Linked DNA regions of Homo sapiens: region 1 is linked to region 2. The links are chromatin loops, found by intact Hi-C in ENCODE. Cell type or tissue: OCI-LY7. All regions are shown on one strand. Each heading gives the region's core, and the rest is flanking DNA. Links, peaks and the distances in the headings are about the cores only.

Region 1 (2,910 bases), core at 199-2,698, 110 kb before region 2:
CATTGATCATATTTGGGTTACTGCTCTGACCTCCTTATCTGGTCACTTGAAATGAAGCCATACTTGAGTGAGATTCAGAGGAAGAAAAGGTTCTCCAGCTGGTCCAGTCTGCAGTGCAACTTAGTCCTTGCGATCCTTATAATGTTCAAAGTGTTTGTGGCAGACTGAGGTACTTTATCATCTATGGCATGTCCTGATAGAATAATCATAGCAGAGGCCCTCTGAGCATGCCTTTTGGCAGGTAAATATTCTCTCTTTGAGAATCAGCTCTCAGCTTGCTGCTGGGCCACGGACACAGCATGATCATGGAACCCAGCATGATCACAGCATAATCATGAACTGGCTATCATCTGGTCTTCCTAGGTATAAAGCTGGTTCATACCTAGGACATGGATCCATTATCAAGTAGAAATGACATACACAAAATGAGGCCACAGCAGATCCTGAAAACACAAATGGCTCCTAGCACCCACACCACTACTTCTGCTGCATTGCTATTTCATCTACCACTATAACCAATGAAATGGGCCTTGTTACCAGACTGCAGTGGAATAAAGTCATGATTAGTTTGTAGCTGTCTTCACCTAATGTGCTGGCATTAGAAAGAAATGGGCTGCTGTGATACTGTGGCCCCCAATCAAGGGTGACCCTGAAGGACACTGAGGATAGTCAGGACTTCAAGAAATACAACTACCTGACCAGTTTTCCCAGAAGGAGAAACAGGTTAAGAGTCTACACTGATTTGGCCGGGCCCGGTGGCTCATGCCTGTAATCCCAGCACTTTGGGAGGCCGAGGCAGGTGGATCACGAGGTCAGGAGATCGAGATCATCCTGCCTAGCATGGTGAAACCCCGTCTCTACTAAAAAATACAAAAAAAACCCCAAAAAAATTAGCCAGGCATGGCGGCACGCACCTGTAGTTCCAGCTGCGTGAACCTGGGAGGCAGAGCTTGCAGGGAGCTGAGATCGCGCCACTGCACTCCGGCCTGGGTGACAGAGCGAGACTCCATCTCAAAAAAAAAAAAAAAAAAAAAGAGTCTGAGGTTAATGGTTTGGCTAGATGATTAGGGAGTTAGAAGTGATATTAAAATGAAGTTGGAGAAGTATAATGTGGAAGAACTTCTTAAAATGGTTCCCAAATGTGACAGTATCTGTCATGATTCAGTTGCAGACCACAGATACCACTCTACTTAATTTAAGGGAGAAGGGCGTTATTACCAGGGATCACGTGTGGCTTACACAATATTTGTAAGGGGTAGGGGAAGAAGCTTTAGGTGGAGCTTGTAAGAGCACTCCCCACACCCAGAATCTCACTGATTCTGCTATGCTTGGGTAAGCTATGGCTTCCACTGCAGGAAACCAGCAAATCAGCACGTCGGTAACCACAGAACCACACTTCCTCTGTCATGATTCACAGCAGCAAAGTGAATACTTCATATCCTGCCTCTTTCTCCACATCACTCAGTTAACTGGGTTTCACATTCAAGTCTCATGGGAATATACCTGATTGGCAAAAATCTCAATTACACCTGAAACCATAACTGTAATAGGATCTGAGAAATACAGCTTTTATCTTTCTAGACTCTCAGTATAGAAAGGTACGAAGGAGTTTAGAATGTATGTTGAGAAAACCAGTCTAAGGAGTTTAGAACGTATGTTGAGAAAACCAATCTACTATAATGAGAACATTTGTGCCTCGTGAGTAGAAGAGGGTTATCAACAATCAGGTAGAGAAGATGAACTGCTCTATGGATGGTATCCACCCTTTCCCCTAGTTACACCAGAGTGTGCTGTATGAGCTTGTGAACAAAGTGACCATGGGACCACTGATGGAGGCAATGCATGTTGAGTGTAAAGGCTCAATCACGTGGACGTTCTCACACTAAGATTGACCTGCTACTGCCAGTTTGGACCTCTTCCTTCATGGACAGGGCAGTAATTTATCTTCATTGTAGAAGAAACTTACTTTAAATTTCTATATATTTTTCCTACTCACTGTATTTTTGCCAGCACCATCCAGAAACTTACTGAATGACTCATAAGGCATTCAACATGACATCCCACACAATGATGCTTTTGGCCAAGGGAGTACTTTTACGGTGGAAGAAGTAAGACAGCTGGGATACACAATTCAACTCTTCTGGGATTCCTTATTTAGTTTTATTGTATATTCCAGCTAGTCTTATAGAATAGGCTTACTGAGGTCTTAGTTTTTATTTTGCCAACTGGAGACAACATCTCATAAGATCATAGCGGTATCAGCCGGGTACGGTGGCTCACGCCTGTAATCCCAGCACTTTGGGAGGCCAAGGCGGGTGGATCACTTGAGGTCAGGAGTTCGAGACCAGCCTGACCAACATGGTGAAACCCCATCTCTACTAAAAACACAAAATTAGCCAAGCGTGTTTGGCACATGCCCGTAATCCCAGCCACTCGGGAGGCTGAGGCAGAAGAATAGCTTGAACCCAGGAGCTGGAGGTTGCAGTGAGCCGCAATCGCACCATTGTACTCCAGCCTGGGTGACAAGAGCAAAACTCTGTCTCAAAGAAAGAAAGAAAAAAAAAGATTAGAGTGGTATCCTACAGAATGTGACATAAGCTCTGAAATAGTGACCAACGATGTGGAGCATTTCTCTCATAACCAAAAATATACAAGGGTGGGGATGAGATATATAGGTGAGGTGGTACCTATTACAGTTACACTTGTGGCTGGGCGTGGTAGCTCACACCTGTAACCCCGGCACTTTGGGAGGCTGAGGCAAGGGAATCTCTTGGGCCCAGGAGTTCAAGACCAGCCTGGGGAACATGGCAAAATCCAGTCCCAACAAAAAGTACAAAAAATTAGCAGGGTGTGGTGGCATATACCTATAGTCTCAGCTACTTGGGAGGCTGAGGGGTGGGAGGATTGCTT
Region 2 (2,910 bases), core at 144-2,643:
GCAGGGTATCAATCTTGAAACATTCTGGCCTTCTCTTGGGAAATGCTTCAGAAAACAAGAGTGACAATATTGCAGGCTCACAGCATCCCCACCTAGCCTGGGAACCGGAGACCAGCAACTCGACCCAAACCATGTGAAGCTCTGCCGAGCTTCACATGAACTTAATCCAACACAAGTGGCTTAGATGACCTTAACAATCTCCAAGAGTCAAAGCCACCCCGAAAAGATAATATTATTAAGATCACCTGTTAGCTCAGAGCTTTATGGCTTACAAAACACTCTCCCCTCCACCATGGAGGATATACAAAAGGATGTCCCCCTAAAGGACAACATGCTTTGAACCATGGCCTTGCTTTAAAGGACACACCCTCTCCCACAGGTGTCAGTTCTGAGGTGGGGGGTGTGTGTTTGAAAACTCAGCCGCCTTCTCAATGCTGGATCTCCCACTTCCAAAGGCGTTGGAAACAGTAATATGTATGTAATGCTGAAATGAGGCTGAAGCCAGTGCCATCATCTTCAATATTTCACAAGGCACTTTGGGATCTTAGAGTACCTCAGGGTTCTGGTCACTGAGATGGAGCTGTGCTCAGGGTTGAGTAGTGGAACCCTCTAGAAGGGAATGCTGGATCACAGAGTGCTTGGTTTCATCCAACCCCAGATTGGGTGGGGGGGCCCTTGCCCACACTGCTGCTGACTTATGGAGCAGATGGTGGGCAGGTTCCCTTCACTTCACCTCCTGCCACTACCTGGGGTGGATGGGAAGAGGGCAAGAGGAGGTGGCTGGGGGAGGCAGTGCCAGCAGGAGGGGAGTGGGGCCACTGTTCAGCCTCACCCCCTCACCTTTGTGCTTTTTGTTTTCTGTCCCTTCTCAAAGGGTCCACCTTGACCCTCTCCTGCCTACTGCCTGAGCAGGGTGCAAAGCCATCCAAAACAGCCCAGAGGGCAACAGAGGCTTGGGTTTGGGGAGATTCAAAAGTGAGCAGCTGAGATGGGGGTGGGGGTGGGGCACAAGTATTAGAACCCAAATCTGGCTTTTGTTGCCAGATGGAGAAGGTGCTCTTGGCCCAGACATCCTCAAAAATAAATAAATAAATAAATAAATAAATAAATAGACTTACAAAGAAAGATTTTGGGGAAAGGAGTGTGTGACTATGGAGTGGCTTATGTGAATGGTGTGGATGAGCCATACCACAATGGTGGCCCTCTGTGTGGACAGTTTGGCTCCAGGGCACTGCCCACCACACTTATGGCACCCCCAGGCAGGGGCCAGGGCCCTGAGGCCTCTACTCTAACCAGAGACATCTGGGGAATTGATGGGCCAAGCAGAGGTTACAGGGAGAGAGGGGTAGAAGAGTGAAGCTGGGATGAGAGTAGCTACATAGGAAACTACCAATGACTGCATAGACATCTTTCTGGCTCCCTAACACACATGTGCATACACACACTCATACAGCACTGTGCAACTTGCGCACGTGCCAGTCACATTGAGGTCTATGTAAATGGCACTTCCTGGAATTACACAGTGCACAGCCTGAGCATTCATCCATGGCAGCCCTTCCACATGCACAAACGCTCATTCGTAAGCACACTCTTATGCACAAGTGTACGCGCATGCACACAAGCAAACATACAGACACAGTCTCACTGAAATAAACATTTTGCAAATCTTTGGGCCTCCTCCCCTCCCCATACAGGCACGGCCCTTTCTAGTACCCACTTCACTACTACCGCATTCCCCAGGGGAACAGAGGTGCTGGCTGACATGGGCAGGATGAATAAAGGGAAACTTGGGCTCCCTGCAGTGAAGGTTGGGGGCTGAGAAATGGGCAGAAGAGGCAGGCGCAAGCTGGCATCCTGACACTTCCCCACTCCCAAGTGTCCAGATCCCTATCCAACCTGCCTCTCTTCTGCTGTGTCTTCACCACCGCCCTTGGGGCTGACCGAGCACCTACAGGAAGGAGTCACCTTCTGAGAAGGGCAGAGGTGGGGCTGCTCCCGCCTGGGATTTGTCCTGAGACACTGGTTTTGCTGACAAGCACATGGTTTCTCACGTCATCCTTAACAACCACCTTAGCTGCCACTGCTTCTAAGCTGGGTCTCCTCGTTGCTCAGTTCCAGCCTGCCTTGGGAGGTGGATCCCAGGCCCCTCTCATCCATCCTCAGTTCCTGAGGAGCCGAGGACAGACACCCAATCCTACCAGGGAGTGATGGCACAGGTGTCTTGGGGGAGGGGCAGCCTACCATGGACTGAGCCTTCCTGGGGTAAGATGTGTGAGGAGAGAACTCTGTCCTCAATGATGATGGCCTGAGAAAGTCTCGCTAGGTCACAGGGCTCCTCCCCCGATCACTGAGCATTGAAACACTCCCCACCACATTCCAAACCTGGCTGTCCTGGCCTCCATCCATACACAGGGACACACACACACACACACACACACACACACACACACACACACACCATGCAAGGAGGGTCTTGGCCTCCCGCCAGCCCCTCGGGGTGGATCAGACCCAGCCATGCCAAGAGATCACAAATTAAACAGAACAAAGCCCATACCAGAGTGCCTCTGGCCCTGCAGGCCTCATCTCCCTGACACCTCTCTTTCCACTGGACTCTGGACCCATCAGTGGCTCCAGCTGAGCGCCCCTGCCCTGTCCTGGAAACTGTACCACCAGCCCCACCCCTCCCTGCACCATTTGGCTGGCACCTACAAAGGGAGCTGATGGGGAGGTGGGACGGAGACTCTGCTTGGGGTGGGAGTATTACAGTACCTTGGGCCAACGTTCTAGGGGGGCTGTATTGCATGATGGGGTGGGATGGGATGTGTGAGTGTGTGATTATTGCGTCCTGGGAAGGAACCATGGTCCTCTGCCTGCTCCCCACCCCCCCCCACCTGCCCCCTCCAGGAGGGG

What was found. Hi-C counts contacts between places; a loop is a spot of excess contacts. Peaks named below come from ENCODE experiments on the same cell type or tissue, not always from the same donor. Only the 100,000 strongest peaks of a DNase experiment are listed, where the experiment ranks them.
Region 1: a loop joins it to region 2, with 2.1 times the contacts of the local background. A loop is called at or near these places in 17 of 110 quality-filtered maps.

The regions. Positions count from the first base shown.
Region 1 is chr6:43,382,370-43,385,279 of GRCh38, reverse strand. No RefSeq gene overlaps it. Among named protein-coding and RNA genes, the nearest start is that of ZNF318, 14 kb to the right of the region's middle. RefSeq lists an enhancer at 1,602-1,781. In OCI-LY7, for the core only: no CTCF peak of the experiment used is centred there; DNase peaks (open chromatin) are centred at 600, 919 and 1,369; H3K4me3 peaks cover 2,105 bases; H3K27ac peaks cover 2,367 bases.
Region 2 is chr6:43,269,963-43,272,872 of GRCh38, reverse strand. All of the region lies in intron 13 of TTBK1 (tau tubulin kinase 1), which reads right to left. Among named protein-coding and RNA genes, the nearest start is that of SLC22A7, 27 kb to the left of the region's middle. RefSeq lists a silencer at 543-792. In OCI-LY7, for the core only: no CTCF peak of the experiment used is centred there; a DNase peak (open chromatin) is centred at 1,492.